5 separate regions of the Homo sapiens genome follow, and regions 2, 3, 4 and 5 are each linked to region 1. A link is a contact called in ENCODE Hi-C data. All regions are on one chromosome and are shown on one strand. Each heading gives the region's core, a stretch centred on a gene start or an enhancer-like site at or near the end of the contact. The rest is flanking DNA. Distances are from core to core; before and after follow the strand shown.

The links. Hi-C counts contacts between places; a loop is a spot of excess contacts on that map. Pooled maps may share reads with other maps.
Region 2: a loop to region 1 is called in a pooled map, with 2.8 times the contacts of the local background. The contact joins the promoter of CEP295 here to the promoter of DCUN1D5 in region 1. A Hi-C loop is called at or near these places in 2 of 50 pooled maps.
Region 3: a pooled map shows a loop between it and region 1 (4-fold over the local background). The contact joins the promoter of PANX1 here to the promoter of DCUN1D5 in region 1. A Hi-C loop is called at or near these places in 3 of 50 pooled maps.
Region 4: a pooled map shows a loop between it and region 1 (4-fold over the local background). The contact joins the promoter of MRE11 here to the promoter of DCUN1D5 in region 1. A Hi-C loop is called at or near these places in 3 of 50 pooled maps.
Region 5: a pooled map shows a loop between it and region 1 (13-fold over the local background). The contact joins the promoter of FDX1 here to the promoter of DCUN1D5 in region 1. A Hi-C loop is called at or near these places in 4 of 50 pooled maps.

Annotation. Positions count from the first base shown.
Region 1 is chr11:103,088,627-103,094,971 of GRCh38, forward strand. DCUN1D5 (defective in cullin neddylation 1 domain containing 5) reads right to left here and starts at 3,534. Exons shown (of 8, transcript NM_032299.4): 1 at 3,161-3,534; 2 at 601-692. The coding sequence starts at 3,246. RefSeq lists enhancers at 2,654-3,271, 3,272-3,889, 3,819-3,868, 3,939-3,988 and a silencer at 2,834-3,128.
Region 2 is chr11:93,658,151-93,664,495 of GRCh38, forward strand. It overlaps CEP295 (centrosomal protein 295), which reads left to right and starts at 3,532. Exons shown (of 30, transcript NM_033395.2): 1 at 3,532-3,624. RefSeq lists a silencer at 3,296-3,365 and an enhancer at 3,526-3,655.
Region 3 is chr11:94,126,366-94,132,710 of GRCh38, forward strand. PANX1 (pannexin 1) reads left to right here and starts at 2,476. Exons shown (of 5, transcript NM_015368.4): 1 at 2,476-3,128. The coding sequence starts at 2,948. RefSeq lists enhancers at 2,409-2,468, 2,789-3,048 and a silencer at 2,699-2,768.
Region 4 is chr11:94,492,594-94,497,179 of GRCh38, forward strand. It overlaps MRE11 (MRE11 double strand break repair nuclease), which reads right to left and starts at 1,251. Exons shown (of 20, transcript NM_005591.4): 1 at 1,198-1,251; 2 at 189-313. The coding sequence starts at 208. ANKRD49 (ankyrin repeat domain 49) reads left to right here and starts at 1,391. Exons shown (of 3, transcript NM_017704.3): 1 at 1,391-1,442; 2 at 4,011-4,358. The coding sequence starts at 4,101. RefSeq lists an enhancer at 1,601-1,690.
Region 5 is chr11:110,426,008-110,432,352 of GRCh38, forward strand. It overlaps FDX1 (ferredoxin 1), which reads left to right and starts at 3,941. Exons shown (of 4, transcript NM_004109.5): 1 at 3,941-4,298. The coding sequence starts at 4,114. RefSeq lists a silencer at 3,755-4,404 and an enhancer at 4,475-4,754.

The sequences.
Region 1 (6,345 bases), core at 2,284-4,783:
GAACTCTCACAGTGTATCTTCTGAATATAGTATTTATCACACTGTATTAATATCAGTCTATTTATTTTCTTACTATTGCATCTCTAGTAGAAGTGGATGGCTAAATGATAATTGTTAAAAAGTAAATGTGTTGTACAATTATAACTGAGGGGTTTAAATCTTTTACTATGTCTCCCCAAAAGTTTCAGAAAATGTTAGTTCAGAAAAATTTCAAAAAGAGAATATTGAATAGAAATGTTTTATTATGTACTTTGTGTTTTCCACAATATCAAATACAAAAATGTTTTATTGTGTACCTTTTATTTTCCAGAATACTACTTTAGCCAATAGATGTAAATAAATGAATCTTTGTTTACACGTTTTATTAATAGTAAATGAGTTCTTCCCTCCCAGTAAATATATACCGAATATATATTTAAAGAAATATCAGCCTAAATTGGCAACAAATTTTTAGTCTACCCACAATCTTCAGTCCTGACCCTCATCCCAGTACACAGCACTAACACATAGCAGGCCTGTAACAGATAATTTGTTAAATGAATAAGGCAAATAAACTTTTTAAAGCATATGACTAGTATCTTCTTATATTAATTTCATTACCTGCATATTCATAAAACCAAGCCAGGCACTTCTTGCTTGAAAAATGTTCCTCTCCACTTATTAGTCTAGCAGGGGGTTGGGATCTGCAATAGCTTAGAAAACACACAGACGCCTAAGATTTTTATCACATCTCAACTCTTAGAGAAAAACTAAGTTCAAAATTAACAACTTCCATTCACATTAAACAAAGGTTTTTTTTTTCTTCGGTTGGCATTGTTGGAAAAAAACTGAAGTTGTTAAGTAATTGCAACTTGAAACAGTAGTCTATACATAAGAATTATCGGCTAACAAAACCCAAATACCTTTTCACTCAGTATCAAAATCCAAAAATATCAGTAAGTTATTTCCGCACATTTTAAAAGACTACAAAGAAGTTCAACCTAGTAGGTGGGAAAGTATAAATATTTATTATGATTCTATTGATTTGCATAGAAATTCTATTTGTGTGTAATAGATAAATATTTGAAAACAAACTCTTACAAAGTATATTTTGATACTTAATGAATCAATATTTCAAAATAAAATGTTATATTAAGAGTTGTTTTATCACCTAAGCTTAAATAGATTTTTAAAGATAAATGATGACTTAGGACCTAAGGGTATATTAAATTACACAGATTTAAAAAAAACAACAAAAAAACACTAAAAGTTAATAATAGTCCAAATAATTGGGACAAGGCTATTTAATCCTAGGTTCTGTTCATTCTATTTCATTTTTTTCATAAAATCATTTTCATTGTTTTTCATAAAATAACTAAAATTTGGTAAGTTCAAAATGGCCTCTAGAATTTAATGGCCTTCAGAGAAACTTTTTTCAAGGAACTCAAATAATTACCCTACCACAATGATATAGAAATGATAGAACTTCTGTAACTGAGTAAAGTAAGAGTATCATATTTAAAAATTTAAATTGATAGAGCAAAGTATCACCTGAGTTCTAATAATACTGCCTGCTCAGCTATCTTAATGTACTTAACTTAAATAATTTTAATACATTATATACTTAAGATGGCCATGATATAGTACAAAAATGAATAATAATTTGCCTGTATCTTATAAAAATGTGAGCTACTAAAGTAACCATGTCAAATTCTAATGTTGACAAACAAGAGGTGTATGTATCATCGTTCACATTAATAGCCTAATACTCCATAGACTCCTTTACCAAAACACAGTAATGAGGGAAAAAAGTCGACCAATTACAAAAAAGAAGATGCAGACTATGTAAGTCATCTACCTCACAGTTTAAGCAGATCTCTCTTTAAGGAGAGCTCTATCATTATTTCCTTCTTATAATCCTGGCTACAGTCTCCTTTCAATAGTAGCATCTGAAGTTGTCATATCAAGTGCCAACCATTGATGAAAAGGCAGCTAATATGGTTATTTTTTAAAAAAGCATTTCTCAGTCGGGCGAGGTGGCTCACTCCTGTAATCCCAGCACTTTGGGAGGCCGAGGCGGGCGGATCGCGAGGTCAGGAGTTCAAGACCAGCCTAGTCAACATAGTGAAACCCCGTCTCTACTAAAAATACAAAAAATTAGCAGGGCGTGGTGGCGGGCGCCTATAATCCCAGCTACTCAGGAGGCTGAGGCAGGAGAATCGCTTGAACCCGGGAGGCGGAGGTTGCAGTAAGCGGAGATCGCGCCACTGCACTCCAGCCTGGACAACAGTGGAAGACTCCGTCTCAGAAAAACAAAACAAAACAAAAAAACAAAAAAACCATTTCTCAAACCAAAATTGCAGTTTTTTTGTAGCATAAATTTTGCTGTGATGCCTCCATGATATGCTACAAGGGGATCAAAGAGCTACTACTATATAGTTCTGCCTTGTCTTCTTTCTTACCAGTAGGACAGAGTACAAGAGCTCACAAATTATTTAATTTATGCTGAGAGCTAACAGCGTCCTGAATGCTAGAAGACAAAAAGCATGCAGGGCCTTTCCAACTCTGCACACAGGGACTTGGCATAGGTGAGGCACTATACTTCCAGAAAATGGGGCTCCTGCAATTTAAAAGGCCTCCTGCTGGGACCTTCCGGGTTAGGCCACTCCAAATACTAAATATGGAGGCCAATTATAGCATACAAGTTTTCCTTTCTACCATTCCCAAGACAGTTGTCAAGATTCCTTATGTTCTGCTTTCTTCACACTCTACAAAGAAATTCTAGAAGTGACCCTTCTGCGGATATGTACTCACTTCTAAGTCTAGAAAAAGGCAGAGGAGCGATACGGGAGTAGGGGATCGAGGGTCGGTTGTGGGGTGGGGGTGGGGGTGGGGGGAAGCGCAATTTACATATGCATCTGTTCCCCACCCTGCAGGGCACGTAGACTCTTAACGTGGGCGGCTCTTCTAGTCTCTCCATAAACGCCAGCGTGCACACACTCGAACACGAGGTCGGGTCGGGCGCGGAGACTCGCGGTGTTCGGCACCTACAGCCTAGCTCGATCAAAGGGGCCTCACCTGTCTCCAGCCCCAGCCCGGCAGGCCGGGCCCGACTCCTTTTCCTCCAGTTGTCCAGCAAAGGAGGGAGGAGGGAAGCTTGAAGGGTGGGGGGAGATGGTACCTGGAGATTTTACACTTTTTGAGGCCTCCGTCTTCCGCTACTGCTGCTGCCACCCCAGGGGATTTTCTCTTCTTCTTCACCGGCATCTTCCGCCCTCCCCGGCAGGGTGGGCAGGGGAGCCGGGGAAGGGGGTCCCTGTCCGCTGGAAGCCCCTCAGCGCTGGCACCCAGTTCCCAGAGACAGCAGCAAGCGGAGGAGCAGAGTCGCCAGCCCGCACCGGCGCGGCCCAGCCCGGCCGCCGCCCGCTCCCAGGTATCCTCGTCGTCTTTCTCTGACCGGGACAGGGCTGGCTCCTCGCCGGTGGACACTGCGGTTCGTTCTCACCGGGAGGAGATAACGCGGACAGCGCGGCAGCTCCACCAGTCACAGCAAGCAAGAGGCTCAGCCTAACCCGGAGGCGAATCGCTGAGGCCCGGAAGTGACGCAATCGCGGAGCCGGTCCCGGGAAGGGGCGTGGTTCCGGTTAGCCTCTGCCACTCGTAGGTAGGCCAGGCAGAGCGAAGCTGTCTGACCCGTCGACTGCGGCAGTCCGCGGAATTCTTGTATCCTGTCCAGGGTATCCTGACCTTTCTCATGAAGCTTCTACCGCGCTCTGATGCTGGCAGTCACCGCCAAAAAGTGAAACTACTAATACTTTGCAGTTGACGTTAAAAACAACCTGGTAAAGTAGACCAAGTTCCACTTCTGAGCTCTTCCACACGATAACCTCACCTGAAGTGTTCCCACCCCGTAAATGCATTGTCACCCTGTGTCTTGCGTGTTTTTTTTATGGGCCTGTGATCAGCCACCCACTCCCCCTTCTCCCTACCTTTGCATATCACTTTGTCCTGTATTGAAACTTAGCTCTGCCATTATTTCCACAGAGCTCACCTCTCCGATAAGAGACAGTAGGTGACTGCGACTCAGTAGAGAGAAATTTGGGGGACAGTTCTAAGGAACCTCCCCCTAGACCCAAAACACACTGTAATCTATTCATCTCCACTTAGGTGGAAATACTGTTTTTAAATAATGGTTATTGTATGTAAAGACATAGTAGAAAGTCGTTAGTAATTCTGTTGGTAAAATAATCTCTGCAAACCAACTGTGATGGGAGAAGACTAAAAGTCTTTGAGTAATAGTTGAAGTGGTTCCTGTGAAACTACCCTCACAATGGCACCCTAATCTGGTCAATCCGAATATCATATTTCCTTAGTGTTATTAATTGGTTCAGGATGGACACATACTCAGGCCAGGCCAATGAGTGCCAATGACACAAAATTGAACCACCAGAAAGCAATTTTATTTCCTATGGATTTGAACCAGAGAAGGTATGGAGAATGAAGCCAAAACTCAGAAGAGACTAGTATCAAGCAGAAAAATAGAAAAACCAGGATGTGATTATATGATATGAGCCCAAAATCCATGATATGCCCTGGAATTTTCACTTATGTGAAGCAACAAATTTCACTATTTTGCATATTTAGTTCAATTCTCTGTTACTTAAAACCAAAAGAATGTCAAAGTATATGATCCTTCAACCCATTTAAAAATGCCTGAGGCCAAAATCAAAACAGAATCAGATAAAGTCTCTAAATAGAACTACCATCTACAAAAAGTACAGGACAGAGGAACATGTTAAATACCCAATGCAATCAGCAATATCTAGACGTCAGAAAAGTCTACAGGACAATGACCCAAATTCTGCAACAAATTATTAGGACGAGAGGAGAGAGAAGGAAATTAAAAGACTTAAAGGATATGTCAATCATTTTCAGTATGCAGTTCTTATTTGAATTTGACTCACACAAACAGTTTAAACAATATGATAACATCTCTGTGGCAATTGGAGATGTTAATGCTGGCTGGATATTTGATGAAATTCTAGAACATGTAAAACTTACTTATAGCAATGGCATATCAGTGACACTTGGGGACAGGGATGGAGTAAGCCGGGGAAGACTGACTGCAAAGAAACACAAGGGAACTTTTTGGGTAATGAACATATTCTATGTCTTGATTGAAGTAATAGTATATATACTTGTCAAAATTCATTGAATTGTACACTTAAAAATTGATATTTTTATGCATATTCTTCCTAAATAAAATTTATATAAAATGTGCAAAACAAAACACAAAATAAATGATAATGACAAAACTATTAGAGATAGCCAAACTTATTTCTTCAACTGGTGAGCTGCAAAAGCTAAACAGCCCCTTTTCCCAAGGAGGACCAAAGAAATGGAATAAAACCTAAAGGATAGAAAGAAAGATCTCAGAGGATGATGTTAAAGGGGTGTCCTTCCACAGAGTAGAATCAGGGCCTGATCAAAGAGTAGGGAATTTCATAATGCCTGTCTTGCAGGCTACCAGCATTGCTATAGACCAAAGACCACTGCACATCTCATCTTCTGTTCTTTTTTAAATAGGAATTTTTTTATTGTGATAATTGTGTCCCTTCTTCACCATTATTTATTGGGCGAGAGTGGGAAGTAGATTATTGCTTCTTAGTTCATAGGCCATTGGACCATAAGGAATCACTTTCGAACTAAGGAAGACCCCACTATACCTGGAAATCCTGGACATTGAGCTGAATGCAGTAACTGGATAGGAGCTTACTCACACCCATAGAATACTCTGAGAAAAAGACAAAAGGCTGGATCTATGTGTGGTATTCATTTAGTCTATCTATTCAAAAAATATTTAATCATCACTTCAACCAGGAGCTTTACTGGGCTTAAGAATATAAAAGGCAGACATGACTCCTGCAATCATGGAGCTGCCAGTCTGGAGGGAGAAATACAGTCATGCACCACGTAATGACATTTTGGTCAAGATGTGCATATGCGATGATAGTCCCTTAAGATTATAATACTGTATTTTTACTGTGCCTTTTCTATGTTGAGGTATGTTGAGATACACAAATACAATTGTGTTAAAATTGCCTACAGTATTCAGTACAGTACCATGCTGTACAGGTTTGTAGCCTAGGATCTATAGGCTGTACCGTATAGCCTAGATGTGTAGTAAGCTATATCATCCAGGTTTGTATAAGTACACTCTGTGATGTTCACACAATGATGAAACTGCCTAATGACACATTTCTCAGAATGTATTCCTGTCAATAAGCAATATATGACTCTATGTATGCTATCTGCATTTAAGAGAATTATATGAATAGGAATTAGGGTTCATAATCTATGCTTGTC
Region 2 (6,345 bases), core at 2,282-4,781, 9.4 Mb before region 1:
AGGTGTGAGCCACTGTGCTCAGCCAAGATCTTAAACATTATTCTATACTATCTCCCAAGATGTCCAGATGTGTTTGTCTATGAGAATTTAAATAAAAATCTACAGCCCTTTTTAATTTGCAAAAAAATAGAAATTCCCATTCAAAGCAGCTTCAGTAGAAGACTGAATGGCTGCTACCAGTTTGCTGCAGAATAGGCAGGCATATTGACCTCAGGTATGGCTAGATCCAGGGACTTGAACACTATCCAAATTCTCTCTCTGCGCTCCTTGCTGTCACACTCATTCTTTCAGACCAGCTTGTGGGGGACCACCTGGGAAAGCTCCAGGTTTACATCCTAACATGAGCCCAGAGAGGAAAATATTTGTCTCTGCTGTCTCCAGTGCCAATTCCTGTGAAAGACTCTGATTGCCCCAATTAGGTAACATACCTGTACCTCGGTTGGTCACAATGGCAATGGAAACAAGAACTGCGATTTGTCCAGTCTGGGTCACATGCCTACCCCGGTAGCCTAGAGGTCTGGGTCTGTACCAGAGGAGGAGAGAAAGGTGTTCGACAGAAAAATAAAATAAATAACTGCTAAACTACCTAGTATGTGTATACCCCTCTAGAGTTTACAAAGTGCTCTCATATGATTCATGCCTTTTGAGTCTCACAACCATCCTATAGAGAGGCGACATGAAGTATTACTAAGAAACGTGGTGGATTAAGATGGCTACAAATTCTTTGTCACTGCCTCCATTGAGAGATGGAGTTCATTTCCCTTTCACTTGAATCTGGCCTGGCTCCATGTTACTTAACCAATAAAATGTGATACAACTTACTACAACTCGTTCTCTGCCTCACCTTTTAAAGGACTTGCAGCTTCCACTTTATTCCTCTGCGAATGCTCACTCTTAAGATGCTCCCTCTCCAAACTAGCCACAATAGAGTGAGATGTCCAATCTACATGGACTGGTCATGAGTGGACACTCCAGTCAACAGTTCCAGCTGAGCTCTCAGCTGCCAGCCAACGTCAGCTGCCAGCCATAGTAAGTGACCCATGTTGGACATTCCAGGGTGGTTCGGTTGGCAGCAATTGATCGCCAAAACAGAAATGAAGACTCATTGATTTGAGGTCCCACGGCTAGAAAGTATCTGTGGTAATGCTAAGCCAGATGCTCTGACTCTAAGCCCACTTGGGCTTTGATTCCTCACTGCCTTCTATTAAAAACAGAACAAGTCTCGATTCAAAATCTCCAAGTGTAGAATTTCTGCCAAGGATGCAGGTTGAGGAAGTGAAGCATGTAATTTGGTCATTTATTCAGCTTTGTTCATTTATGCCAGGCAACTGAACAAAGTGCACTCCTGGTTCTCAAGAAACTTAGAGTGTAATCAATAGAGAGCCCTCTAAACAGCTCATTTCAATAAGAACTCCTAAGTGCCATGGGGCAGCATGTGCAGGAACCCATGTCCAGGCACTAAACCTAGCCCAAGGGATGAAATAATATGCACATGTTTTATCGGGTATGGAAGAGTATCTCCGTGCCTGTATGGAGGATGCTGAAAAAATGTTTAAAATGAATACAAATATTCTTCAAGATAAATGTGACAGGAAATGGGGAGAGAGGCTGAGAAGAACCCTAATATTTGGGAAGGAAACGTGAATTCTAGTCCTGGTTCACCCTTGACTGAAATGTGCCCTTGGCCAAGTTGCTGAATCTCTCTGTAACTCAGTATCCTGATCTGTAAATCTGAGGTGGAATCACACTATTTCTTCCTGTACCTTCCTTCCTCCTACTCCATCCCTTTAAGTTTTGGTGTTCCTCGGAGTTTGGTTCTTTGCTCATTGCTCTTCTCACTCTGCAAATTCTCCCTAAGTGATCTCATCCATTCCGCTAGCGTTTGTTATTACTCATGTAACAAGGAAATCCCTTTATGCTTAGCCTAGTTCTTTCTGTGGGCTATCTACCGATGTATTCATCTGCTTACAGTACATCACTGGATGTTCTACAGGCACATGAAGTTCAATATACACAGAGCTTGGCTCATCACCCTACCCACTTAACTGCCATTTCTGATTTCTCCCTTTACAATCAAGAATCAACACTGCTACCCAAGCTAGTGGCCTATGAAATCAACTTCACTTTCCCTTTTCTCTCAATCTCACATGCAATTGTTTGTCAAGTACTGCTAATTTTGTGTCCTAAGTTTCTGAAATGCATCCCTTTGTCTAGATATCTCATAAACAGCTCAAATTCAAAATATTCAAAGCTTAACTTATTACTTCTCCCTCCTGGTTCTCTTCATGTGTGTTCCAGGAGGATGTTATCACTATCTACCCAGGTGCTAGGTATCTGGGACTTGGGCATCACCCTTGTTTTCTCCTCTTGTGCCTCCCATAACCAGGTAACCACCAATTCCTGATGTTTGGCTTCCTATTCAATCTACTCACCTCTCTCCATTCTCATTGCTATTATCTTTCACTTTCTGTAGTAGTATACGGCCTTCTGTCTTCACTCTCTCTGACCTTTTCCCCACTGTGCAGCCAGATCTGATCGTGTCAGCAACTTCCCATCCCCACCCCCCATTTTTAATCCTTTGATTCCTGATGTTTAACCCCCATGACCCAGACTGCAAAATCTAGTATAGGCATCATAATCCATCCAGAGTAACATAATGTACTCGGCACATAACAGATACTCAATAGGTATTAACCTGTGCTCACCGCCTGATTATTGGTTATTTACAGCAGATAAATCCGTGAGGTGCTCTCCGTGCGCTGTACCTCTGGAGGCACAGGGTAACATACGGCTCATTGTTGTTATGAGCTGGAGGCCTTAAATGAAAGCTATAAGACGTTAACTGCGCATAATAGTACCAATGAATTCCGTAGTCAGTACAGAAAAGGATGCATATCCCAAGATATCTTCATGATGGGGCCTTAAAACAAAAGTCACCCTCATGGCTCTGCACTTTTTTTTTTTTTTTTTAGACAGGCTTTGGCTCTGTCGCCCAGGCTGGAGTGCAGTACTGGCGGGATCTCGGCTCACTGCAACCTCCACCTCCTGGGTTCAAGCGATTCTCCTGCCTCAGCCTCCCGAGTAGCTGGGATTACAGGCGCCCACCACCACGCACGGCTAATTTTTGCTGTTGTCGTATTTTTTGTAAAGATGAGGTTTCACCATGTTTTTAAAAGGACTTGGTCTTGAACTCATAACCAAAAATACATAACCTCGAACTCTTGGGCTCAAGTGATCCTCCCGCCTTGGCCTCCCAAAGTGCTGGGATTACAGGCGCGAGCCACCGAGCGCGGCCCATACGGGAAAACGTCAAAGCCTGACAGGTGTGACAAATAATGGGCCCCTAGGCAGGCTGGGGCTGGCGCGTGCCTGTGCGCGTGCGCGGGGCGCGGGGTTTTTAACACCGCGCAGCCTTCCCGGCGGCCCCCGAGGAAGGCGGGACAGGGCCTATTCCCGCGGTTTGGTCCGGCCATTGGCGGGCGGTTTGAATGACGGAAGTGACGGCGGCTCGGCGATGGCTCTCCCGCAGGCGCAGAAACGGCTGCTGGGCAGCTGATGGGCAGGAGCTTACCAGGCTGGCTTGCTCTGAGCTGCGGTTACTGTGTCCAGGCCCCGGGTTCTCAGGTGAGTCAGGGATGCACTGGCTTCCCAGTCGCCCCGTAGGAGCATGACTCCCCGAGGCCCAAGAGCTGGGATTGTATTCCGGAGGAATGGGATCCCAGGAAGGCGCCTTGTTGCGAACGCAGGTACGGCTCGCGTTTCTCAGGCTCCGCAGGCCGTGGGCCCTGCCCGCGGTCGGGCTGGCGGCTGTAAGGAGTGTCCGGACCAGACCCGGTAACTCAGTGCGAGAGGCTTTGCGCGCTCTCCTGGGGTCGGGTCGCGCGAGCTTCCCACGCAGCCTCCCCTGTCGCGGAGCTTCCGTGTCGGGGGAGGGGCGCTTCCCCCAGATCACCCGCGGACATGGCCTGCCACCTGGTAGCTGTTAAAAGAGCCTTGCCTGGATCGTTTCATGCAAAGAGCACGCTCTCTTTTGGTGTCTGCCACCTTAATCTCACAGTTATTCAATCCTGTCACAAACTCAACTTTTAAAACAATGGTGAACTTTTGAGTCCTTAATACTTAGAGTGTATTTGAAGACTTCACGCTAAGTCACATAGACGTCAGAACAAACCTTTTGGGGTAGATATTATTATTCCCTTTATACAGTTTAAGAAAACGAAACCAAAGTGACTTCAGTGACTTGGCCAGTATCTTCCTGCTAATAAGTGGCAGTGTTGGGTCTTGAACCCAGATCTTCCAAGTTTAGTGTTAATTTTGTGATTACTATGTACCAGGAGCCATTTAATCCTCAGGACGAAATCTTGCAAGATAAGTAGTATAATCTTCAATATTGGATAGTAATAAAATGTAGAATTTAAAAATCCATATTACTAAGAATAAATAATTAATAAACAAGTAAATGGGGCAGCAGGGAAAACTTCCTTACAGCAGGATTCCGATTGATAATTGTAGAAGGAATAATGGAAATAGAAAATACTATTTGGTAAACACCACAGTAGTTGTTTCAGACAACAGTCATCAATGGATACTAACGTCAATGGGCAAAAGTATGATGAAAAGCATATTTCTGTAGCCTCTACTCTGTCTTCATGAGATATTTATAAAGGAAAAGTAGTAACTACAGAGGAGAAACCTGGTGGACATCATCTTAACCAAGTGACCAAAATTCAGCATCATTTACCTCTTGATAACAATGCACTGAAAAGGTGCCTAATCAATTCTGTGGTGTTCTTGCCAAAAATACATAACCTCAGTTTAATCACATAAGATTAGACAAATCTAAATGGAGGGACATTCAACAAAGTACTTGGCCAGTATTTTCAAAAATGACAGGGTCTTGAAAAGACAGACTGAGAAACTGTCCCAGATTAAGGGGGACATGACAACTTTGACATGAGAATGTAACTCACATATCTTAATCTCCTGCATTCTGAAATCTCCATTTGCACTGAGGCCATGCTTCCCATGGGCTGCTCCTAGCCACTGACAGTGGCAGGCCTGTTCCTGAGAATCTCCCCACGGGTTCTTGCTGAACATTTCTTATACTGCATGGCTGTCTAAGAGGGGTCTACCCATTGTTACTTCCCTCCATTCAGTGTTAGACTTACACTGAAGTCTGAGGCGCTTGTAACTTTTATCAGCTCCCTCCCATTTTCCCTCACACACGCATTTCTCCTAATAAAATATTTGCAGGTTTACTCCCATCTTAGCGTCTGCTTTTTAGATGACACACAGTTACACAGCAACAAATGCAATGTGTTATATCCTTGGATTGGCTTCTGGTCCAGAAAATAGACATTAGTGTGATAATTGACAAAAATTGAATACTGCCTGTAGATTAGTAAAAAATATTGTGTCAGTGTTAATATTCAGATTTTGATCATTGTACCATGGTTATGTACAAGACGTTGACATTTGGAGAAGCTGGGGAAAGGGCAAATGGGAATTCTAAGCCTGAAATTTCCAAATAAAAAGTTTAAAAAATTTAAAAATTATACACAAGAAGAAACAGTTATTCTATCGCATTTTAGGAGCTTAAAAATAATAAATGTTTATATGTTTTTCAATAATCCTCTGAGATGAAGTAATGGATACCTAAAATTTGAAATATTAGGATTTTTTTCCTCTTAAAGTATAAGAATAAAACACAAATCTAGGTATACCATTTGAGGAATTTTTACATATGTATACACTTGTCTAAACCATCATACAGATCAAAATATATAAATTTTCAGTACCCCAGCAAGCTTCTTTGTGCCATCTCCGAGTCAGTAACTTCCAGTAAGGTAACTTTATTTTTACCTCTCATGGATTAGTTCTGCTTGTTCTTGAACTTTATATAAATCAATTTTGTTGTACTTTTTTGTGTCTGGCTTTTTAAAAATTCAGCAATATTATGTCTATGAGATTCATCAGGAATTAGTCTTAATTATTTAAATATGAGGGAATTTCTTAGACCTTCAGACAAAATAATAAAGATACATTGTGAAGATTAATCTTGTTCTTTTTTCTTCTTTGTTAAATTTTCTGTTTTTTAAATTCTCACTCTCAAAAAACAACAGCTTAAATAAAATTTTCGCCACTCCACATATTTTTGTGTGTTGGAAAGTTAGGAGCCATTTGGAATAAGGAAACCAGATTCTTCCCTTGGCTCCGCCACTAGATGTTGTCACTCAGGGAAAGTCCTTTAACCCAAGAGGCCTTGTTTCTTCATGTATAGCATGAAAAATATAATCAGTACTTTAGTTACCATTACCAAAGCCGTGTGAATATTAGATGAGTAGG
Region 3 (6,345 bases), core at 1,226-3,725, 9.0 Mb before region 1:
ATTTCTCTTGCTAAGCCATAAGGTCTTTGAGGAAATGGAATCCATTCACTTCATTTCTGCTTCCCCATCCACTGAGCCCAGAACTGGCCCATCACCAGCCTCTAATATATGCCTGGAATGTATGGATAAATGAGTGTGAACTGGGCCAGTTTTAAAAAGTGTTCAGATTCCTTCAGACATTTATTTAATAATATGAATTAAAACATCAACTCTGTGTGAGGCATTTGTGCTAAGTGTTGAGGATAAAAGTGGTACACATGGGCATGGGCCTACCCTCAAGAAGCCGATCACATAAAGTGGTGGCAAACACTAAATAAATGAATAAATATTTGTTGAGTTGCAATGGTGACTATTTTTAAGAAGGAAAAATAGAGAACAATGACAGATGAAATGTACCTAGATTCACAAGGTGCCAGGCACTGGGCACTACCCACGTGTTAACTCATTTGGTCCTTATCACAGTCCTAAGAGGTACAACCTTTTTACAGATGAGAAAACTGAGACACAGGAGAGTCAAAGAACTCCCCAAGACTAATAGCTAGTAACTAGTGTGGCTAGTATTATGGGAGAATTTCACAAAGGGACCTAATCTAGTCTGTCTACTTAGGGAAGGCTTTCCCAGGGAAGTGACATCAAGCTGAGGCCAGAAGGGTGAATAAAGGTGGGCCAGGCAAAGAGGCCACTGTGGGGAGTGTTTTGGGTGGGAAGGCCTGGAGGAGGCCAAGGGCTTAGCTAACTTGAAGAACTGAAAGGAAAGCAGTGAAGCTGGTGGTGAGGTAGGCAGAGGCCATGCTAAGAAATTTGTATTTTATGCTAAAAACAATGTACACTTTAAGTAGAAAAGATGATCCGACTGGAGTTTTGAAAAGCTCATCCTGGCAGCTGTAGAGGAGAATGGAGGGGGACCCTGTCTCACATATTTCCTATATGTGGTTAGGAGACAGGATGGTGAGTTGAATTGGGTATTGGCAGTGCAGGTGGAGGGGTGTCAGATTTGCTATATTTAGGAGAGAGAAGCAAGAGAATTTGAAAATTGGTTATGGCAGCTGTGAGAAATGGAGTGTTGAAGATGGTGCTCCAGGATTCCGACTTGGGTGCACAGGTGGCTGGTGGTACATTTAGTAAGATGGGGAAGATGGAGTTCAGGTTTAAGGGGAAGATGAAGACTGAAGTCCTGGCCGTTATGAGTTTGAAGCCCTATGAGCCATCTACGCGGAGAGAGCTGTATACGCTCTTGGATGTGTGTTTAGCGGCCAGGCTGGGGTGGAGAGGTACATGTGGGAGTTGAGGCTTGTATCTGTGGACCCACAGAGAAGGGAGCCAAGCCCTGCCCCAAGGAGCCCTCATGTTTGCAGGTCCTGCCTGCTTCAAATGTTACTGGTGATAACCTACATGTCACATTTGACAGGGCTTCCAAACTAAGCCATCTAAGAAAGGTCTTATGATTCATGGCTTAGATCCTGTCCCTGAGTAAAAAATCTTACTGTGAGTCCTTCAAATCCTTTTGTCAGTTCCTCAAACTGCTGATGTACTGATTAGTATGTAAAATACTGACATTGAAAAGAACACTGACTTGTTTCTGAATCATATAAACTTTGATTTTCTTGTGCACAAAACATTTTAGCCTGTATGTTGTCATCTGCAGCCAGTGACTGTAACCTGTGTACCATACCCTCCGATGAAAAAAATCCCACCTCTGATATAAGGGGTCCTCCTCCCTTTTCCTAAACTTTCTTCTAAAACCCTTCCAACGTGTAACAAATTTTGAAACATGCCCAACTTTGCTGGTAAGTCTTCTTGGGTGGATCCTCACATTTAGCTTCCAATAAATCAAATTATTTCTACTTCAACAGCCTTAATTTCCGTGGACACTGGTCAGAGTATTTCCTCCTGTCTTTCCATCATCCACTTCCTATGAGCTGTTCAGAAGCAGCTCTCTGCAGCCCCAACACCCACCTACCTGCAGGCCCCCCTCTCTCTGCTGGCTCCCGGAACAAGGCTCTGATTGGGATGGCAGAGGAAAGAGAAACGGGACCAGCAGCGCTACTCAGGCCTCGAAACTCCACACTCACTACCGTTTCCGCGCCACCCTCTCACGCGGAGCTCCTGGAAGGGTCCAGCGCTCCCTCTGCAAGGCACCGTCGGTCTACACCGCTCGATTGGCCTTTTATGGCACTGACTGTTCTTTGAAGCTTTTGCAGCTCCTTCTAACCCGATTTCACCGTGTTGGAAATGTTGGGGGTGGGGCGTAAAGGGGGCCATCCCATCCACAGAAAGAGTCGCTTGCAGAAATGATTTTAAAACTCCCGGGTGCCAGGACGTGAGGAGAATCCGGCAGGGAGGGACGGGAGAATTTCCAAAGGTGCCGCTCAGTGGGAAAATCCCTTTGTCAGAGAGTGGCCCGAGGGGCGCGGAATGCAGCCGCGCCCACCCCGCCCCGCGTCACCGCGTCTTCCGGAAGCTCCACGCCCCTGGGTACTTGGTTTCCCCGCATGGTTCCGGAAGAGCGCGGCGCAGCTGGCTGTGAGCGCAGGGCTATCCCGGCGGCCGCTTCGGCAGCCAGGGCGGCGCGGAGGGGCAGGGCCAGAGGGAAGCGCTTTGTTCCGCGCGTGGTTCCCGCGCCTGGGGGTGCGCGGGAGAGGCGCGAATCCGAGTGCCGCGCGCGGCCCGGGGACTTGCACGGGCGTGCGGGGTGGAACCGCAGGAAGCGGAGCTCTCGGGTTCCCGCCCCGCCCCGCCCCGCCGGCGGCGGAGGCAGCGAGCGCGAGAGCCCAGCGGAGTCGCTGGGAGCCTGAGGCACCGAGACACAAAGGCAGGCGGGATGCGGGAGCAGGCAAAGGGAAAGCGAAAGCCGCGCGCCCGGCCGGTGACTGGGTGAAGGCGCCGCGCAGCTTTCCCGACGCCGGCTGTACCCGGACCTCCTGGTCGAGCCTGGCGCGCCGCAGCCATGGCCATCGCTCAACTGGCCACGGAGTACGTGTTCTCGGATTTCTTGCTGAAGGAGCCCACGGAGCCCAAGTTCAAGGGGCTGCGACTGGAGCTGGCTGTGGACAAGATGGTCACGTGCATTGCGGTGGGGCTGCCCCTGCTGCTCATCTCGCTGGCCTTCGCGCAGGAGATCTCGATTGGTAAGCCTCGCCCAGGACGGAGGGGAGTGGCCGCCCCGGTCTGGCCCGGTGAGCTGCGATTTTACGGCTCACAGGCCCGAGTCTGGGTACGCCCAGCTGTGATGGTCGTGAGCGTCAGGAAGGGCAGTGGCCCCAGTTTTATGGTCCAAAGCGTTCTTTGCCCAGGTGTTTCATTGGTACCCTGGTCTACTCTGCTCGCATCCCTACTCCTCAGTTCTTTTGTTCCTCATGCCCCTCTGATCGGACTGTGGCTTATAGTTTATGTTCCACCCTTAGAACTGGCACCTTGCCACCAGATTTGCCAAGAATAGCTGTGTCCCCGTTTTTCACCCCTGTCTCCTACATATTTGTCCAGCCGCCTAAAATTTTACACCAGAGAAGTTCCTGAGTGGCTACATGGAGGATGTGAAGACCGGTGCTCCATGAGAAGTGTGTTCTTTCAGTGTCTTACATATAATTGGTATTTGCTGAGATCTTAGCTCTCTAGGGTTGTGAATGATAGGAAATATCTGCACTTGGCAGGCATTAGAGGGATCCTCAACTTGGACGGTCTTACAAATGTGAGATGAACAAGTCCCCTTCCTGTAAATTATCATTTGAGCTTCATAACAGTTGTGTGAGATTGGAAAGTCTGGTGGTTTGGGCAGGATCACGTGGCTACGTGCCTTACCTTCCTCATCAGCTGTTCTGACTCTCCACACAGGAGAGAGTGTTTATGAACCAACAGGAAGGTAGCGCAGGAGGGTTAAATACAGTTCTGTGGCAGGGGAAGAGAGAGGACCCAGTGCGGCTGGACTTTGGGAAAACTTTTGTCAGAGGGTGGGTGGGATTTGGACAAGAAGGAGTAAGACCTTTGTTAAGGTTTTGAGATGGCAGAGAATGTTATATGTTCCTGGAAAGAGAGACACAGTGACTCTCCTAGCCAAGGCAGGAGGATAAGTCAGAGTTCCTGGAGTCTGAGAGTGAATATGGGCCTGGGTCAGCCTGGAACAGAAGAGTGTAGGCTGATGGTTTCAGAACTGTGAAGTTATTGTTTGAGCAGAGGACAGACTGGTTGAATGATGGTGGCATTTAGGGTCTGGGAAGAAGGTGAGAGGATGGGGCCTGGAGGGCTGGGTGCCAGAGAGCAAGGCATCGGCTGAGGTCTTGTGCACAGAGGGTGTGAAGAGTGGAAGAAAATGGGTGGGTGATTGCTGTGCGATCAAGGAGTAAATAAGCAGCACTTGAGTACCTAGTATTTAATAGGCCATGAACGGCAGTACTGGTCAAACGTGCTGCGGAGGTTGTATGTCTGGGTGAGTGGAGTGTGGTGTTGGTGGTGATGGGAATTGTGAAGTTGAGGGAATAGTTGATTAGGAAAGAATGACTATGAGTGTGATTTTGCAATCTGCAGCACTAAGTTGTTCAGCTTGGCAGGAAGTTGCCAAATTCATTGTGGAAAATAGTTTTTAGTTTTCCTGCTCTTTGCGCAGGCATAGTCATCGGGATGTTCTTTAAGTTTCCATTTGACAGTGGATTGAGGCTTCCAGCTGAAAGCAAAACCACCAAGTAGCATGAGTCCTGGAGATAATCTCTCCCTTTGGTCAATTCCTCCTTCAGTACTGGCTGTGTGCTGAACTCGGTGCTGACCTCCAAGGACCCGGGAGTAAAAGAGGCATGATCCCTGTCTTGGAGGTGCAAGTCTTGGGTACCTGGTTGGGACAGAAAGGCAGGAGGAAGGAGTTAGTCACCCTCTGTGACCAATCTCCACCTCTAGCACATGTACTAGAGGGACTCCTAAGGCACCTGTACCTGTAATGCCTTAGATACGTCTAAATTGGTGGGCTGTCTGAGAGGTATTTTTGGGGTATTGGGAGTGGTTTTAACTAGCAAGAGTTTGAGCTCATGCTGTGTGCATAGCACTGTTGTGTGCTGAGGGAGATGGGAAAGGATTTTGAGACCTTGTTCTTGCCCTGCCCTCTCCCTGCCCTGTGGCAGTTTACTATGCAGTTGGGCACTAGAAGGTATCTGTTAGCAGGTAAGTCATTCAGCTGTGTGTAATTCAGCACCCAGCCAGGTGTTGAGCTATGAGCTCCAGGCTGGTGAAGGTTGGCAGGCACTTGGGTGAGGAGCTGTCAAGCAGACTCCCATGTTTTCTGAAGTGTTTTCAGGAGTTCCAGGGGAGGACAGACATGTGGGATGAAGCTAACAGGACCAGGGAAGACCTATTAGATTAGGTATACATTTAGATAAAACCAGAAGAAGGGCTTTTGAGAAGAGGGGAGAGGTACATAGATTAATACATGGAGTTGGTACAGTGGGAGGGATCATGTCATGCAGCATTTAATTTTGTGTAGTTAGTAGTATGCACTCAGCCAAAAACAAACCAAAAAAAAGAACAGCAATAAAGGGAGAATGAAGTAATTGAAATGGAGCTGGCACTTTGCCCACCATATTGGCCAGTGAACTCAGGCCCCGGGAAGACACTGAGATAAGGCCTGCAGACTTAAAACATGGCTTCATCCTTCCTCTGTTGATAATTACTGCTTCCCTCTCTGGTGCTTGGAATACTCTTTTGTTGAACTTAACACAGAGCTTTATAACCTGTCTATGCATGTTTTGCATGGAGATTGAAACTACTCTATAAACATTTGTTGTGAATTAAAGGTGATAGCTTTTGGCATCATCAGACCTTGCTAATTGATTGTTATGTGCATGATGCTGTACCTTGGCAATGGGGTGTCAGACACACGTAGGACATAAGAATCTTTCCTCTGGAAGCACGGTCTAGTAGAGAAGTTGAACGCATAACCCTCCTAATGCAGGATTCATGGAACCTGGGCAGTGTCAGAAGTGTGTACTAAAGCCTGATGCTGTGGAAAGGCAGAAGGAGGGGTTTCTTCTGACTCATGAACAGTGAGAGTTTCAGGGCAGAGTTGGCCCCTGAGGCAGGATTCCAAGTGTGTGGAGCAGTGTTGGCTGAAGCTGAGACGTGTGAGACAACATGTGGCTGCTGGAGCTTTAGTGGCACCGTCACATGGAGAGGTGGGAGCCAAAGTAAGGGTCCAGGGGCTCCACATGAAAGAAGGCATAGCAAATCCCATTGTTTTCCTGTTTGTGTTGGGGGGGTGGTGTGTGTGTGTATAAAATTAGAAACGAGAAAATCAGCTGTAATTACATGTTTTTCCTTTTTCCACCTGTATGATAAACTAGTATATATAAGAATTCATCTCTTTTG
Region 4 (4,586 bases), core at 1-2,500, 8.6 Mb before region 1:
TTAGCTTCCAGTTAACAAACAGATAAATATTTAAAACATTCCAAATACCCTTTTTGATGACTAATATTTCTGTTCATAAACAGGTTCCTTATTTACTGCTTATTAAATAAGTTTTCTTTTACTGTGATCACAGTTGACGAGCTTTAGAAACCCCAAATAACAAGGGATTCCAGAAGTCAGGTGCTTACAGTGCATCTGCAGTACTCATTTTTATGGTCAGTCAAGCTCCTCTGGGACCAGGTTCTTCTCCAAGAACCCCTGGGTACTGTACTCAAATGTCAGAAAATGCACTCGATTCCAAATTCTAGAAATTCTAAAAACAAAATTACATCATAAAACACATTTTTTAAAAGCCTGCACGTATTTAACCAACATGATTTACGCTGCACAAGGTACAGACGTCTTAATTAGACTGGCAAATTTAGAAGTCTCATTTTCATCTAAGCACCCACTATACTTTTTTTTAATGAACTGAGCATAGAAAATAATATATCTCCAGTGTACATCCTGTTTCCTAGTTTCACCAAGATGATTAAACTCCTATTTTCCTTTCCCGTGCTCTTATGGGAAATTAATGTATGCTAAATAAATGGGCAGAAAGGGTCACATACGGTTCTGGTTCAACACACAAACAACTCTAGATGTGCAGATATTTTTAAGTTGCACGCATAGGTTACTCTGGAGAACAGAGGCAATCCTGTATTTCCTATTCAAACCCCACGATTTTTTTTAAAGGACCTGGCTAGTTTGGAAAAGGGAACGGGCCCGCGTTTAAAGCGAGTGTAAATAAACAAACACGTGGTCTGCGGAGGAACACCTTTAAGCACCAGCAGGATGACTGAAAATAGCCAGGTTTGGGGAAGAGTGGCTGCCACCGCGAGACAACCCCCACCACATCTGGAGCTCCAGATTCCGTCGGGATTCCAAGCCTCAACACGCCCTCACCGCAGGGAACCTCGGAATCAGAACGCTGAGCCCGCCAGGACCCCTCCCCTGCCCACTCGGCCCGCTCTTCCCGAGGTTCCAGTTAACTCTGGGCTTCCGCCTGGGAACCTGCAGAAACAGGAGACGAATGCGATTCCTAAATTACCCCACTGCTGGACTCTTCGAAGCCCCACAATCGCGACCCAAGGCTGTCTTCTTTTCGGGAAGAAAGGGCAGGATCCGTGAAAAGAAAACAACACGGTCTGAACTTGCCTCTGAGAACCCGCAGGGCCGTAAACCTGAATTCCGCGGGAGAGAACGGCGTCCGTTTCTCTCGCGACACTTCATGGATAACGTAGATGCTTCAAGTCCAGTTCGGCTCTCATTGGCTACCGCACGCAGTGAGGGGGCGGGGAAAGTAGCGGCGAGGCCCCGCCCTCACGCAGGAGCCAATCCTGAGCAGGCTAGGAGACGAACCCGGAAGTGAGATGCAAGGCGGCGATTTTCCCTTCTGTCAGGTGGGTTGTTATTCCCTGTCCCGGACCTCGCTTTTTGATGGACCGGCGCCATCTAAGAACTCCTGAGCCCGTGGGGGTGGGTAGCCTGTGGACACAGGCCGAGCCCTGCAGGTCAGGCCGCTTCGTGGTCCCCAGGTAGGACCGAAGCCGCTTCTCCGCTCTTGGCTGTTTGGAAGGCCGCAGGCGGAGCTCACGGGCCTGTGAGCTCCCGGCTGGTGGCAGAGTGCCGGAGCTGGATCCCCTCTCCCTCCCTCCCAGTCGCCAGACCCTCTACAGGTGTCGCCCCTAGGTCCTTGAGTTCAGCACATCTGCACTGCTTTGTGCTGAGAGCAGTAAGATGTATAGTGCAGCGAAAAATAATGTAGAACTTTTGAATTAGAACGTCTGCCCTTTCAGTTCCATTGAAGGGTCCTTGATCTAGGGCAAGTTGTTTTAATCTATCTGAACCTCCTTCACCAGTAAGGTTTATAGCCCCGCCTATCACTGAGTTGTTTGTAAGGAGTTGACATAGTTCGGATCTCTCTCAAAATAGGATATGCCCTTTAAGTTAGGAAACATACCCTGACATTCCTGATGGAATATCAGGAATATCATCATCAAGTCATCAGTTTTGTTTCTTAACTGTAAGTCGGGTAGATGCGCCTAGGCTTGGCTTTTTAAACTAAATATACCAGTAAAATTTTGTACATAATTTTTTGTATCTGGATCTGTAAACTCAAAATTTATATAAAGGGAGTTTTTATTGAAAGGAAAAGCATGTTGGGGGAGAGGGTAAGATCTGTGGTATAAGGTTACTATATTTGATATAATTACAAGTGAACTTTTATTTATTAGCATCTGTTAAGTGTTTAATGAATTGATGTATGGTCATTTTTGTGTTGCAAGGTTCAGGAATTAGTTTGAGAATCAAAGAAAAAGTGGAAGCTCCAGGAGAATTAATAAAACACAGAGCAATTCTGATTGGATATCTCTGATTCCAAGGGTGTCTCTGATTGGGTGACTGAAAAGCCGGATTGGCCTTAGGAATACTTTAGTAAAATTCTTACATTTTACAATAAAGTAACAGGACCAGAAAAGTTACTGGACATGAGTAATACATTTAAACTTGAGTTTAGTGCTATTGCCACTAGTAATAAAGTTTAATACCACATTAAGATTGTATACTGTTAAACTTGTGAGATTAGGTATCAAGAAATCAGTATCTTGGGGTTATGCCTAACTCTGGAACTTCTCAGAATCCATTCCAGGCAAAATCAAGTGACAAGACTTTAATTAAATGTAATGCTACACATACTTCTTAATGCCTTCTATAGACAAGTAGGAGATAAATATAAGTTAAATGTGGTCCTTATCTTTCAGCTTATAATCTTTTAAGGGGCTAAAACAAGAACAAAGTTAGAGGTGAAATGTAGCACCAAAAAAAGTAGAAAGCAGAAAGCGATCTAAATGAGAGGATCAAGAAAGAATGAAAGAGATAACATCAGAGAAGAGCCTTGAAAGACTGATTATATTTCAACAAATAGAGTTGAGAGGCTGGGAATTCGTATTTGTAAATTATCTATTGGTTATTCTCCTTTTCTTTAATTGATTAAGGTTTATATGTTGTGTAACCCTTTAAGCTGATATTGGTTTAAAAATTAATATGGCAGCTTAGCAGAATAAACATCAGTTCCTTCAGGAAGCCTTCTTTAATCCCTTAGGACTAGGGGAATTATGAACCTCCTGTATACTCATGGTTTCTAGACAAGGTCTTGTAGTAGTACTTATCATGTTGTCTTTGCCAGACACATGATGTCTTTGCCAGTCACCTACACTAGAGTAAGCTTCCTGAGGTGAAGACATGGATCTTGCTCATTATTGAATCCCAGTACCCAGAAGTTGGCACATACCAGACATTCTATTCATATTAGTTGAATGAAGGAATGAATGACAGCCAAAATTCAGTTGAAAACAAGGACCCAACTAAGAACTATAGTTGCCTATCAATAAACAGGACTACTTTTTAAAGCAGTGAATTTTCCTAGGCCTGAAATTATCAAAGTAGAAATAGGATAATTAGTGTAGATGCTGTGATAAAGATATATGTACCGATGACAGATTGGAACAGATGTCCTTTTGGGGGCTATTCCATCTTCAAGAATCCCTGATTCTTCGAAATAGTATTTTTAGGAATTAGAAGTTTTTATTTCTGCTCTATATTATCTGTGTGTCTAGTTTATAAAAATCTTGAATGCACCTGTCTTCATTGTATTAGTTATACTTCAAAACCTTTAAGCATTCATCACTGTTAGCATAACACCATCATACCTAAACCAGTAGATTAAAAATAATAGTTATAATAATATAATTGACTTAGAAGAAAACAACAAAAGTAAGAAGCATTAGACCACTATTAGATCATAGTTTGTTGTTTTCTGTCAGCATCAGTATTTAGTGTATGTAAGGGATATCATGAGAAAAACAAGAGTTTAGACAGGGTTTAATTGTATATGTTTGCAAGACTTATCTATGCAGTTGATAAAGCCTGAATTATTGTTTTACTAATAACTTTTGTATTTGTGTTTTCAGATCTTGATGAACAAAGCAGTCATAATTCATCTCTAGAAAGATTTATATCCTGGCATTTGAAATGCTTTTTATTTAGAATAGTAGTAAAAAATGGAAAAAGAAAAAGGAAATGATGATGGAATACCAGACCAAGAGAATTCCTTGGATTTTTCTGAACACTTTAACCAACTTGAATTGTTGGAAACACATGGACACCTTATTCCTACTGGTACTCAAAGTCTTTGGGTAGGCAATTCTGATGAAGATGAGGAGCAAGATGACAAAAATGAAGAGTGGTATCGATTGCAAGAAAAAAAAATGGAAAAAGACCCAAGCAGATTGCTTCTTTGGGCTGCTGAAAAAAATCGGGTAAAAAAAAAAATTACAGAGGGAAGTGTGACAGTAGGAAAAGCACTGGGTTCAAGCCAGAAGACCTGCCTTTACTGTTATGGCCATCATACCTATCTCTTGATTGTGAGGACCAAATGAGACAATGTACATGAAAGCACATATTAAGCTGCAAAGTGTCATGCTAGGTATTATTTGGGGGTTTAAGGATAATTATCTATAAAGATAGCAAGCAATCATCTATATTTT
Region 5 (6,345 bases), core at 2,691-5,190, 7.3 Mb after region 1:
ACTAGGTATTTATTGGCTAGCTCCAAATGGGACATATTGGCTGTGTGGTACTAACTTACGGCTGTGGTCACCTCCAGGGTGATTAGGAAAATGTTCCCCAGGTTACGCTTGAGAACAGGGGTGAATAATTCAGACCCTGCCAAAACCAGCAAGCCTTTTTCATTTACGATCTCACTGGACACGTTCAGTATTCCAGGGGCATGATCACTTGAAGATTGAAGCTAAGTATTGAAGACATTATATGGCCTATAGAGGCCTTAATGAATTACACCAAAAAGGCCCTAAATGATAGCCAGATGAGTATCCCGTTGCTAAATAATGAGGTCATGCTTTTGAGGAAAGCTGTGTTGCAAAACCATATGGCCTCAGATATACTCACAGCAGCACAGCGGGGGGCCTGCACCATCATAAAAGCTGAATGCTGTGTGTATATTCCACATGAATCGAAGAACATAACCTGACTTATGACTGATATGAAACCCCGGAAAACCAACCTGTCAGATCCAAAACCCTCACTAATCAATTGGTTGAGTGATTGGTTTGCATCCTGGGGAAGTTGGTGGCAGAAGCTGTTGCTTATAATAGGAATAATAATAATAATAATAATTTCTGTTCTGTCCTGTTTCTGCTTACAGTGTTGTTAAGGTATGTGCTTGCAAATAAGTCCACACACAACTGAAAGGGCTAGGGTAATGATTGCCCAGGGAATTGCTCTAATTGAGGAGGCAGTAATATAACCTGACCCACCTTCCAGGTTTGCTTCCTATTTGTTGCTATACATCTGGCCTAGGTCCATATATATATACATATATATGTGTGTGTGTGTGTATTTTTTTTTCTTTTCCTTCTTTTTTCCCATTTTTTTTTATCTTCATGGGACATAATGTCTTAGGAATGAGCCTTCATAGCAACGTGGGACCTGAACTTCTAGGAGTTAACCAACCTAGTGAGGAGAAACCAGCTCAAAAGAAAAGGAAGAAAAAACAACCCTAGGCCAGAAAGCTGTATTCCTTCTAAAATGCTTTCTCCAAAAGATTTTAAAGAAAAAGAAGGGAAAATGTGAAAGGAAATTAAATCTTGAGACCCCAAACTCATTAAGCCAAAGGGAAAAGTTAAGCTAGGAACTGGGTCATGCAAATCTGCGTCCCCCTTTTGGTTTGTAAATAAGATGGCTACAAGATGAAAAGCTACATGTCTCCTCCATATTTTGCCCACAAAGAAATTCCTAGTGAGCTGCAAGATCTTTTAAGGTATTTCTGTTAAAATTTCACCATGGCAATGTAAATGGATAGATTATCTTTACAGATGCAGTCACCCTGCTGCCCACCAAACACAAATGAATATCTCATTGTTCCCCTGCCCCATTTTGCCTATGCTATCTTACGTAAAAATGTAGATTTCCTGCATTTTTCCTCTGCTCCATTTGTCTCTGTCATCTTATATATAAAAAAAAGCAGATGCACTGAGCTAGACAAGGGTATGAATGACTATTTTTCCTTATCCCGCCATACATGAAAATTATGTACTTCTCAATATCCCACCTTTTCCCCTTTAAATTTGGAGCCTTCAAAATCATCTTCAGAGAAAGGCATAGAACTGTCTCCTGGGCGTGCATCCTTAACTTTGGCAAATCAATCTCCTAAAATGATTGAGAATTGTCTCATCATTTTTCTCGATTGACACCTTTATAAAAGGGTTGGAGGAAATTGGCATGTTTGCCCTTCTTGCAGCATGTGAGGACACAGCAACAGGACACCATCTTGGAAGCAGAGACTGGGCCTCTCTATCAGACATTAAACCAGTTGGCACCTGGGCGACCCAGTATCCAGAACTGTGAGAAAATAAATTCCTGTTCTTTACACATTACCCAGTCTGTGTGTTATTCTGTTATAGCATCATAAACAGAATAAGACAAAAGTCTTCAAACAATGAATGGATTTTGAAAGGAGTAAAAGATGGGCTGGGCATGGTGGCTCATGCCTGTAGTCCCGGCACTTTGGAAGGCTGAGGTGGGCAGATTGCTTGAGCTCAGGAGTTCCAGACTAGCCTGGGCAACATGGCAAAACCCCATCTCTAAGGAAAAAAAGAAAAAAAAAGGGATGGAGGGGTGGGAGTTTTATAGACAAAGAAATACATAAGCAAACAGATAAGCAAAAGCACGTCCTCAGTAATTCCATGTTGCTTTATCTGTATTCATGATCATGTTTACAAATCCATTCTGGAATTCTGCTGACTACTGATATTTGCAATTTTTGGCATTACTTCTCATCCACCTTAGAAAACCTGGAGAACATTTTTTCTATCTTTAATCTTCATATACATGCTTAATGAATTCTGATGATTATTAATGGAAATTTCATAACATCAATTTATTCACCAATATTTATTAGACCCTTGATATGTTCAAGACCCTGTAGCTGGTGCTGTCGGAGTCACTAAGATGAACTATATAAATAACTACTCTATGTGTACGAATAACTACCCTACAAAGCAGAAAGCTATCAAGTGCCTTAAGGGAGTTGAAACTGTATTTGCTACAGGAGGGCTGAGAGAAGACAGAACATCTACGATTTTTTTTCTTTTCAATTCTCTTCCTACAACTAATTCATCCGACCTTGGAAGTTTGGTCTTACTAAAAACAAAAGTTAGCTGTTCTTTTACAACCTCCTCTTCAAGATTACTTGTCAGGGTTTGCTGTGCCCTTCGCAGCTTGAAAGACTTTCTCTTCATCCAACGATTTGAGGCAATTAGGAGCCACTGCCTTCTCTCTGCCATTGGGTTCCAGAAAGCACCATACATTGTCCGCAGATACTTTACTCATGCTTACACTTTCTTGTTCTGAATCTTCAAAAATTAGTGGCGTGTGGTGGCACACGCCTGTAGTCCTAGCTACTCGGGAGGCTGAGGCAGGAGAATCACTTGAACCTGGGAGGCGGAGGTTGCAGTGAGCCGAGATTTCGCCACTGCACTACAGCCTGGGCAGAATAGAGAGACCCCATGTCAAAAAAAGAAAAAAAAAGTATCTGATTGTGTTTAGCATATCTGCAATATCCCCTTGACTTTGGCCTTTAGCCTCTTTATGAGTACCCTGATGGAGGAAGGCCCAGGAAGCGGTAGCCTTCCTGGTTTGTGACGCACGGTGTGCATTGCGTATTAGATTAACATCAGAATGGCCCTGAAGGCTGGAACATCTTATCTGTGTTTGAGAGTTATGGAAACTCTGATCCTCCATGAGAATAATTTTTCCAAGGTCTCAGATCTCTAAAGCAGTAGATCTTGGATCTGAACATTGCTATTTCTGACCTTAAAGCCCATGCATTTCCCACAACATATGAACCATGATAAGGTGTATTTTAAAGTTCATCTTTTCTGTTTTTTGTGAAAGTCTTTTAGAGATCTCAGCTCATCACAAAGTTTCCGGTTCAGTCTCGTGGGTTTCATGTACTCAGCCAGCATTTACTTGCCAGTCAAGGTCTAGGATGGCTACCTGTCCTCTGCAGGAGCCCCAAGCCTATTCATTAATTTCATTTACAATTTTATAGTCATAATTATTTCTTTGTATAATAGCATTCTGAGATTTTCCAAAATTTCCCACTGTTTTTGTTTTACAGTGGGCAGAATTCACTTTGCTCTAACTTGACTCCAAGATGACACAATTTCCCAGTTTTTTTTTTAACGGCTAGGGGATGGGGGTATGCGGAACAGAACACAGTGGTCTAGCTAACCGATTTCCGCTAGACGTCCAGCTATCTTTCAAAATATTTTGTTTCTGCACGGCAACTTCAGCCGCTAAAAAAGCATCCAGCTTACAACGGAACCTGGAGGGTTGGTAAAGGCCCCCTGCGCTGGCCCCGCCCCATGGGACCGGGCGGCGTGGGCGTGAGAGGCGGGGCGGGGCCGCGCTCTGCTTGCCAATGTCTTTATAGGTCACCCGGAAGGCACGCGGAACCTCGGCGCGGTGCTTCCAGCAGGGTCTCTCCGCCACTCCAGCCCCGCGCCCCTCGCCGCGGCCCTCGGGCGTCTGCGCCGCAGCTGCCGCCCCCGCCTCTTTGGAGTCTCTCGCGGCCTCAAAGCGCGGCCTGCGTCGCTTCCGGCAGTTCCCGACCGCGGGCGATGGCTGCCGCTGGGGGCGCCCGGCTGCTGCGCGCCGCTTCTGCTGTCCTCGGCGGCCCGGCCGGCCGGTGGCTGCACCACGCTGGGTCCCGCGCTGGATCCAGCGGCCTGCTGAGGAACCGGGGGCCGGGCGGGAGCGCGGAGGCGAGCCGGTCGCTGAGCGTGTCGGCGCGGGCCCGGAGCAGGTAGGGCGCCGTGCGGGCGCGATCGCCGGCGCGGGCCGGGGTCCCCGGTGGGTGGCGCCTGGCTCTCTGGGCCGAGTCTCTGGTTCCAGTGCCTTCTGCGCGCCGGGCCCACACCCCGGAGGCCTGCCTCTCGCCCCCCTCTTCTGGGGTGCTCTCGCGGCTCCGTCTCGCTGCTCGGTGGCGTCGCTGCCTCCCTTCCGTCGCACCGCAGAGTTCCTTTCCGCATCACCCACTCCCGGCGGGAATCGGGGACCCTGGACGCCCAGCTCCCTTTCCCAGCGCTTCCCGTGCCCTGAGGAAAGCCGGGACTTTGCTGCTGCTTGTTCTCCGTGTGATTTGTCTGGGATCTGACCTTTGCTCTGCCCGAAACTGGCAGTGACCTTCGCGACAGGCTTCCCTCCTGCTGTCCTGGCCTGACACACCTGCCAGCTGTTTTTTTCAGGGCCTTGCCCTGCTTTGAGAGGACACCCAGGTCCCAGGTCTTTGTCAGGGGGTGTCCAGGTAGAATACACCCAGCCCATACCCTCTGCTGCCCTGTAGGCCCTTTGCTAGTTGCTCAAGTGTTGAAAGCCCCTGCGTTGAAGTAATCTGCCGGGACTTGAAACTTGGCTTTGGCACTGATTGTCTGACGTGCCTAACTTGGTCAGTCCTTAGGAACCCAGTTTCTCCATTTGCAAGTTGGATATAATAACAGTGTAGACCTCCTATGGTTAATTGAAGAATCAATGAGTTAATACAGCGATACAGGTAGTCTTGTGCCTAGCACGTAATGAGGGCTCAGTAGATGCCACTTGGTAGCAGCAGCAGCAGCAGCAGCAGCAGCAGCAGCAGCTTCTTAGGTTCACAATGTTAAGAGAGTTTTGTATTAAATATTGAAAGAAATGTGACAATTTATCCCAAATGTGTTGAAGTTTTAGGTTCTTGGGCATATTTGTTTTTCAAAGACACTCCTTAGATATACTAGAGATACAATTTACACATAATTTTTACCAACATGGTGGCGATTTATATAATGCAGATCTCTCGACAGCTCTTTGACCGCATGATGTAGGGTAGCAGGAATCGAGAACTAGAGGGAGAGTGTGTTGGATTTGTACGCTGCTTTGTCTAGTTTCTTTTTGAGGTCTCTGAGAGCAGGGTCTAAGACTTTCAGTCATCTTTTCCCCACTAATCCCGTTATCTAGTGGGTGCTCCATACATTTTTGTTGTGTGAACTTTGGGGGAAATCAGGGAGAAGGCAAGCCAGATTTATTTGTTCCTGTTTCCTCTGCACTTCCCCCCCTGTCTTTGACCAGTGTGGGTACCTTGCTTTCTGTTATACAATGGATGAGTTTTGGACAACTGAATCAATTGGGACAGATATTGAACATGCTTGTGTAACTGGTATAAGGGAACATGAATGTTTTTGTAGTAATTGGGAGTTATCTTTCTCAGATTTGTTTTTTGGATTTGGATATGTCAGGTTGTTTTAAAGGGGAGCACGTCTATTTCCTCATAATCCTGCTGCCCTCTTTATTGGCACAATTTCTATTCATGGTCTTATCATTCCTCTTACAGACTTTGGAGCTACAACTGGATTTTCCAGTTCTTACTGTGTTAATGAGACTTGTGCTGTAACTACCGTAACTACTAATCACATGTGGCTATTGAAGTTTAACATAATTAAAGGTAAATAAAATTAAAGATTCAATCTCGTAGTTACACTAGCCACATTTCGAGTTCTCAGTAGCCACATGTGGCTAGTGGCTACTGTATTGGACATTGCAAGTATGTGTAGAACATCTTTGTTATGGCACAAAGTTCTTATAGACAGACAGAGCAGTTCTAGAAACTGTAGTTCTGTCTTTGAAGTTTAACAACTCGATAAGCTATCAGTAATTGAGAGTCAGAAAAACTCCTTTTACTCTAAAATACCGTGACACAAGGGGGTTTGCAGTGATTCAGGTAGCAAAGATCTTTCACGTGTATTGTTTCGTATGACTCTTAAGACAATTCTATGAGGTAGGGAGGGTAGATAAATGGGAATAAAAATTTCATATTAAGTAGC